Linked DNA regions of Homo sapiens: all the other regions are linked to region 3. Evidence: chromatin loops called from intact Hi-C (ENCODE). Cell type or tissue: CD4-positive, alpha-beta T cell. All regions are shown on one strand. Region 1 overlaps FASTKD1 (FAST kinase domains 1). Region 2 overlaps FASTKD1 (FAST kinase domains 1). Region 3 holds the start of BBS5 (Bardet-Biedl syndrome 5).

What was found. Hi-C counts contacts between places; a loop is a spot of excess contacts. Peaks named below come from ENCODE experiments on the same cell type or tissue, not always from the same donor. Only the 100,000 strongest peaks of a DNase experiment are listed, where the experiment ranks them.
Region 1: a loop joins it to region 3, with 5 times the contacts of the local background. A loop is called at or near these places in 15 of 110 quality-filtered maps.
Region 2: a loop joins it to region 3, with 2.6 times the contacts of the local background. A loop is called at or near these places in 12 of 110 quality-filtered maps.

The regions. Positions count from the first base shown.
Region 1 is chr2:169,560,939-169,563,438 of GRCh38, forward strand. It overlaps FASTKD1 (FAST kinase domains 1), which reads right to left. Exons shown (of 15, transcript NM_024622.6): 4 at 2,287-2,412. Among named protein-coding and RNA genes, the nearest start is that of FASTKD1, 12 kb to the right of the region's middle. In CD4-positive, alpha-beta T cell, no CTCF peak of the experiment used is centred here; no DNase peak of the experiment used is centred here.
Region 2 is chr2:169,566,172-169,568,671 of GRCh38, forward strand. The region is part of intron 3 of FASTKD1 (FAST kinase domains 1); the gene reads right to left. Among named protein-coding and RNA genes, the nearest start is that of FASTKD1, 6.4 kb to the right of the region's middle. In CD4-positive, alpha-beta T cell, no CTCF peak of the experiment used is centred here; no DNase peak of the experiment used is centred here.
Region 3 is chr2:169,478,643-169,481,142 of GRCh38, forward strand. It overlaps BBS5 (Bardet-Biedl syndrome 5), which reads left to right and starts at 852. Exons shown (of 12, transcript NM_152384.3): 1 at 852-970. The coding sequence starts at 912. RefSeq lists enhancers at 666-775, 786-1,125. In CD4-positive, alpha-beta T cell, a CTCF peak has its summit at 996 (motif pointing right); a DNase peak (open chromatin) is centred at 819; H3K4me3 peaks cover 1,413 bases.

The DNA of each region.
Region 1 (2,500 bases), 82 kb after region 3:
TCCCAAAGTGCTGGGATTACAGGCATGAGCCACTGCACCCAGCCACATAAGTGTATTTTTTTTAAAAAAAAGGCAAGGGGCTGGGCATGGTGGCTCATGCCTGTAATCCCAGAACTTTGGGAGGCCGAGGTGGGCAGATCACTTGTGGTCAGGAGTTTGAGACCAGCCTGGCAACATGGTGAAACCCCATCTCCACTAAAAATATAAAAATTAGCTGGATGTGGTGGCGAGCACCTGTAATCCCAGCTACTCAGGAGGCTGAGGCAGGAAAATCGCTTGAACCCAGGAGGCAGAGGTTGCATCATTGCACTCCAGTCAGGGAAACAGAGGGAGACTCCATCTCAAAAGAAAAAAAAAAAGGCAGGGAAGTAGGGTGGAGTGGGGCAAGAAGAGCAGGAAACTACTATAATTTAATTTTACCAAAGTGCTAATCACTTTGTAAATATGAGAGAAAAAGCTGTATCTGAAACGCCAAAGACAATCATAGTACTGGATTATGAAGGTTAGCATTGACAGTAAGTAATCTTATGTTAAAAACAAAACAAACCCTCAAACCACTGGTATGAAAACCAGAGAAACTCCTTAAATGTTAGTTTCAAATTAATAGTTCCTTGACATTCAGCAAATGTAACTATTAACTCTCCTTTATGAAACTGAAAAGAAAGTATTCCCAGATGGAAAGAATAAAAAAGACATAATTGTATGTAAAATTTGTGAATTTGTTTATAAATTAATTATAAATTAATCCATTATAAATTATTAATCTATTATAAATTAATTATTAATCTATTATAAATTAATTATTCATTATAAATTATTTATTAATTTATTGTAAATTATTTATTAATTTATTGTAAATTATTTATTAATTTATTGTAAATTATTTATTAATTTATTGTAAATTATTTATTAATTTATTGTAAAATAATTATTTATTAATTTATTGTAAATTATTTATTATAAATTATTTATTTATTGTAAATCAATTATTTGTTAATTTATTATAAATTAATTATTAATTTATTGTAAATTAATTATTCATTAATTTATTGTAAATTAATTATTCATTAATTTATTGTAAATTAATTATTTATTAATTTATTGTAAATTAATTATTTATTAATTTATTGTAAAATAATTATTTATTAATTTATTGTAAAATAATTATTTATTAATTTATTGTAAATTAATTATTTATTAATTTATTGTAAATTAATTATTTATTAATTTATTTTTTGGTTTTTTTGGATTTTGTTGTTGTTGTTTCAAGTTTTGTTACTGTTTTTTTTTCGTTTTTTGTTATTGTTGTTTTGAGACAGAGTCTTGCTCTGTTGCCCAGGCTGGAGTGCAGTGGCACAATCTCAGGTCACTGCAACCTCCACCTCCCAGGTTCAAGTAATTCCTGTGCCTCAGCCTCCCGAGTAGCTGGGATTACAGGCGCCCGCCACCATGCCCAGCTAATTTTGTATTTTTTGTAGAGATGGGATTTTTGCCATGTTGGCCAGGCTGGTCTCGAACTCCTGACATCAAGTGATCCACCCACTTCGGCCTCCCAAAGTGCTGGGATTACAGGTGTGATCCACCATGCCTGGCCAATGAATTCATACTTAATTTAAATACTTCTTGGGTTTACTTCATGATATAATAATAATACCTACTATCCATTACTGAGAAACTTCTATGTTCTAGATACTTATTCAGAGGCCATTTTCAGTGGGTTTCTGACTGCCTTTGTTCAGAACTATCTTTTCAAGGATGTTTGCATAGCAAACAGCCTAGGAGAATAGAGATAATGTCTCCTGTTGGAGCAGAGTAGGCATGCTTTATTATAAAAGATTCAGGTTTCCTAAGCTCAGAGCTCCTCTCCTGGATCACAACCCATTATGGGAACGAGAGCTCAGGGAATCAACACAAGAAAATTCTGGTACTCTGCTACTGCTATTGCTATAAAAAACAAAGTCCTCTCTCTGACCTCGGAGTCTCAGGCCTTCCTACGGCACACGTAGGAAAATGTGGCAGGCAAACTTAGCTTGCAAATAGGTAAAAACTCAGATCCTCCACAGACCTCAACAATATTGTATTACACTTTATGTACCTTATGTCTAATCCCCACAGCAATATTGCAAAGTAGCTATTACTATCCCTCTTTTGCAGATGAGGATAACGAACTTCCAAGAGCTTAAGTAACCTTAAGTCACATAAACTAAGAGTAGCAAATCTGACTGCATCCACATCCAAAGCCCAGGATCTTTCCACCACAACACAAGATTCCCTAAATAAATTTACCTTAAGTCCTGTGTGGTTTCCAAGTTCCTATGAACAATATCAGCTATTTTTCCCATTAATGGACTAAAATACAAATGCTGATCTGCTAGGCAAGAGGAAAATTCTGAGAGCAGTTTAATATCAAACCTATTAAAGGAAATATACAAAGGAGAACATTAGTATTTACTTTCACTTAAAACACATAATATATAGTTATAAAATTAAAAGCAATCAA
Region 2 (2,500 bases), 88 kb after region 3:
AGCCTTCTGAGTAGCTGAAACTACAAGCGTGTGCCACCACGCCCAGCTGGTTCTATATTTTTAAAAAGTCCTTAGAGAAACATACTGAGGTATTTAAAGATGAAATGATATTATTTAAAATATACTGAAGTATACTGAGAGTGGGAGGGGATATAGATAAAACAAGACTGGCTATGTGTTGACAATTGTTGAAGCTGGAGGATGGGTACATGGGAATTCGTTGTACTACTCTTTCTCCTTTTGTAAATGTTAAAAATATTCTATAATAGAAAGTTTTTTAAAAAAAATTTGGATTTCTTGGGAGGCCAAGGTAGGAGGATTCCTTGAGCCCAGGAGTTCAAGACCAACCTGGCAACATGGCGAAATCCCATCTCTACTAAAAATATAAAAATTAGCTGGGCGTGGTGGCATCCACCTGTGGTCCCAGAAACTTGGGAGGCTGAGATAGGACGATGGCTTGAGCCTGGAAGTCTGAGGCTGCAGTGAGCCCTGGTTGTACCACTGTACTCCACCCTGGGTAACAGAGCCAAACCCTATCCCAAAAGAAAAAAATATATATGGATTTCAAATACATGTTAATTATCCTTGCCATGATTCATCATATAGTACTAATCCAGAATAATCTACCCCATTTAAATCATTACAAATTATATTTATAAAACAGGCTGGGCACAGTGGCTCACACCTGTAATCCCAGCACTTTGGGAGGCCAAGGTGGGCAGATCACGAGGTCAGGAGTTTGAGACCAGCCTGGCCAATATGGTGAAACCCTGTCTCTACTAAAAATACAAAAATTAGCTAGGTGTGGTGGCAGGTGCCTGTAGTCCCAGCTACTTGGGAGGTTGAGGCAGGACAATCACTTGAACCCAGGAGGCGGAGCTTGCAGTGAGCTGAGATCACACCACTACGCTCCCGCCTGGGCAACAGAGCGAGACTCTGTCTCAAAAAAAAAAAAACATAAGTTTATAGATATTTTAGCAAGATCATTGTACTTCTGAGTTATTTTGAAATAAAGAAAAATTTAAAAGAAATGCTTGATTCACTATAAAATACAATCATACATGTAATTTAATTAATACAGTAATTATAAAACACAAAAGACCACCTATTTTACAAGTGATTTGTTCAAGCTGCATAATACACATAACGTATCCTTGCTTTGAAGAGAAATAAAATGTTGTGACCTATTATCAACAAATCTAACCCCAAAGATCCAGTAAATAGATAATTTGTACTGTTAGCAAAAGGAATAAGATTACTCTGCTTACCCTCAATATACTTATAGGTAGAGAGTATAAAAGAAGACAGATGGGTTTAGCTAATAAGATTAACTTAAAATCACAACTTAGTAGATTAATACAGAATTTCTAAATCTGGAGAACTGTTCTGTCCCTTAATTTAATCCAGCCCATGTAATAAAGGCCTACAGAGTTTACCAATATATAAGTATTTATTATAGTTTAAGCTTTAAGAGGCAATATGTTAAAAATATTTTAAAAATCAGAATGGTCGCTCCTCTCTGTCTACAAATAAATAGCCTGTTGTTTCTCCTTCATCTTAGTCAAGACTTTCCTGTCTGGTTTCCATTTGATTTAGAGGGAGAGTTGCTCTGTAGTTTTTAATATCCTCCTATCTCTTCCTCACCCTGATTTTTTTCTTTCCTCCCTAACATTTGCCTTATTCCACTAACAATAGACTACAATCATCCAGAGTTCCTAGATTAAAAAATTCAAAGTTTTCAGAAATAGATGAAGATTTCCCAAAATGAGTCTGCTATTATCTCAGCCCTTTTATAAATAAAGAGCTTCTGATATATAATTAGAGAATAAATTTCTCTGTACTCACAAGATTTCCCATTTTTCTGAATGATTATCAAGTAAGGCAACATGCTGAAAATAGAGCTGTGTACAATATAGGAAATATATCTGAATTAATACTGTCCACAGCAGTGGACCTGAAACTCACTTTCTTTAAAAAGCTTCTAAGTCACCTATAAGCTCTGGTCATTGCCTCTCCTTAAAAATGGAGTAACAGACAAGTAGCTACAGATGCTCCTAAACAGTGTTAAATGGCCTTCCTCTCTAATAAACTAGGGTCTCTTTTTTTCTCCTTTCCTGGCTCCTGCACTTCTAGGTTTTTATTGATAGCCAATTAATCAAGAATCTTTCCTTTCTGAAGTATTCTTCTAGAAAAGAAGATTCAAAAAGGCTAGTTCATGAATAGCTGTGACTCTATCTTATTTATATTTCAACTAATTACATGTGTGGAAAAGTATACTATTCCCCACTCTTAAAGAGGAAAAATATGAAATACTTTCTTTTCTCTCTTAAAGAATACACAGCCAGGCATGGTGGCTCATGCATATAAACCCAGCACTTTGTGAGGCCAAGGAGGAAGTATTGCTTGAGCCCAAGAGTTCAAAACCAGCCTGGGCAACATGTCAAGACCCTGTCCATTAAAAAAAAAAAAAAAAAAAAAAAAAAAAGAGAGACAGAAAAAG
Region 3 (2,500 bases):
GAACCCGTGAGAAACTGATTCAGCAAAGAATGCAGCTTCCCTATCCTGATGATTTCATCTCCCTTACTCCGACCAATCAAGGACCCCAATTTTCCAGCCCCTCGCCCTCTGTGATCCTCTTAAAAACCTCAGCCCAGAACTCTTGGGAAGATAGATTCGAGGATCTCTTCCCATCTCTTTGCTAGGTGCCCTGCAATCATTAAACTCTTTCCCTGCTGCAAACTCTGCTGTCTTCGTGTAATGGGTTTGTTACTGCACAGCAGGCATACGAACCTGTTGATCCTATATCTCTATCACCTAGGCTGGAGGGCAGAGGCACGATCATAGCTCCCCGCAGCCTCCACCTCTTGGGTTCAAGAGATCCTCCCGCCTCAGCCTCCCGAGTAGTTGAGCCTGCAGGCGTGCACCACCACCCCTGGCTAATTTTGGGTTGGTTTTGTTTGTTTGTTTGTGTTTGTAGAGATGAAGTTTCGCTATGTTGCCCAGGCTAGTCTCGAATTCCTGGCCTCAAGTGATCCTCCAGCCTCGGCCTCCCAAACTGCAGGGATTACAGGCAGAAGCCACCATGCCCGGCTAATAACCTGAATCTCTTGACGGTGAAGAGAAATAAGGAGAGGGGTAAAATGGCTAAAGGATGTCTGTTTGGAGGCAAGGAAGGTCGCCCAGAGGTCAGGCACGCTCCCCTTGGCGGACACAGCTGGGCTTCTCAGAGACTCCTAAATCCTGCCTCGCATCTCAAATCGGCTTAACGACGCGAAAGAGCTGGGCGACGCGCGCGCACTCTCGCGGAAGCTTGAGTCTCGGCGCCCGCCGTAGACGTCGTGACAGAGGCGGCCCGTTGCCTTGGAGCCAGAGAGACGCAGCTAGGCCTGCACGGCTGTGGAGAGATCCTGCCACGGGCCTTGTTCACCATGTCGGTGCTGGATGCGCTTTGGGAGGATCGGGATGTCCGTTTCGACCTGTCCGCGCAGTGAGTTTCCAAGATTCCCGAGGGATCTTCAACCCTGTAGAGGGCGCCGCCGTGCGCGTTAGGGACCCGCGGGCGGAGACTGCACCTCCGCAGCTCGCGGCCCTGGTGAGGGTGGGAGGCTTGCGCCGGTCGTCCGCGCCTCGAGAGACCTCAGGCTGGTTGGGCCACTGTGGCCCTCTCGAGGCCGGCGCCGCGGCAAGAGCGCATCGGCATTACACAGTTTTGGTCCCATGCGACCTCCGGTTCCCCCATCCTGGCCCGCGGGACGGATCAGGAATGTGAACCTGAGCACGACCGGGGCCACCCGGGGCTTAGCGTCCCGTATACACCCACGTGAGCTTGGGATTTCAGTTTCATGGAAGGAACGTAGGTCAGGGACTCAGGAAACTAGGGTTCTAAAAGTAGATGTGTAATATCGACCCACAGTGTGGGCCCTTGAGCAGATGTCTTCATCATTCAAGCTAGAATCCTCATGTCTGTAAAATAAGGGAGGTGGGAGTAAGGCAGTCGTCAAAAATTACTAACCGCGCAAACTTTATGTCCTTGGTAAGCTTTCATCTAGTTATTCATATCAGTCACCAACAAGAAGGAGTCTTCTTTTGCAACCTGTTTTTGGAAATTATCATACATTAAATAGAAACCATGTTTTTGGAAAGTATCGTAAAGAAAAAGTGGTTAGAAACCTCCTACTCCAAAATCCAGGGCGGGAAATGCCGGTTGGGTTACTAAGTGTTGAGAAACGCTAAAGCTAAGATTCCTGGATTAATGGCATGGAGCTTCTTAGCTACTTCTTATCGTTCCTTATCATGGACCTCCCCTCCTTAGGTGGAATCGTTCCTTATCATGGACCTCACCTCCTTAGATGGAATCGTTCCTTATCATGGACCTCACCTCCTTAGATGGAAAAATGAAATATTGATAAATTTCTCAGGTTAAGTATAGCTAGATATCTAATGCTAACATGTTAGACCCTTTAAGAAGATGAAAGAGAAAGGAATTCGTAAAATTACGGACTGTAGTAACATATTGCGCACTTTCTATGACATTTTCTGTCATTCTTTTTTTTTTTTTTTTTTTTTTTTTTTTGAGACAGAGTTTCGCTCTTGTTGCCCAGGCTGGAGTGCAATGACGCGATCTCGGCTCACTGCGACCTCCGCCTCCCAGGTTCAAGCAATTCTCCTGCCTCAGCCTCCAGAGTAGCTGGGATTACAGGCACGCACCAACACGCCTGGCTAATTTTGTATTTTTAGTAGAGACGGGGTTTCTCCATGTTGAGGCTGGTCTCGAACTCCTGACCTCAGGTGATCCGCCCGCCTCGGCCTCCCAAAGTGCTGGGATTACAGGCGTGAGCCACTGCGCCCGGCGACATTTTCTGTCTTTCTTGTAGGGTTCTTAATCCAAACAAAAGTCCGTTTCAGTAACATTAGTAAACATTTATCCATGTTTTATTACGTGCTAGTTACTGGGCCGATAGCTAGAGACAGAAAATAATAGGAAATGATATTCATATCCCCCCGTTCTAGTGCAGGA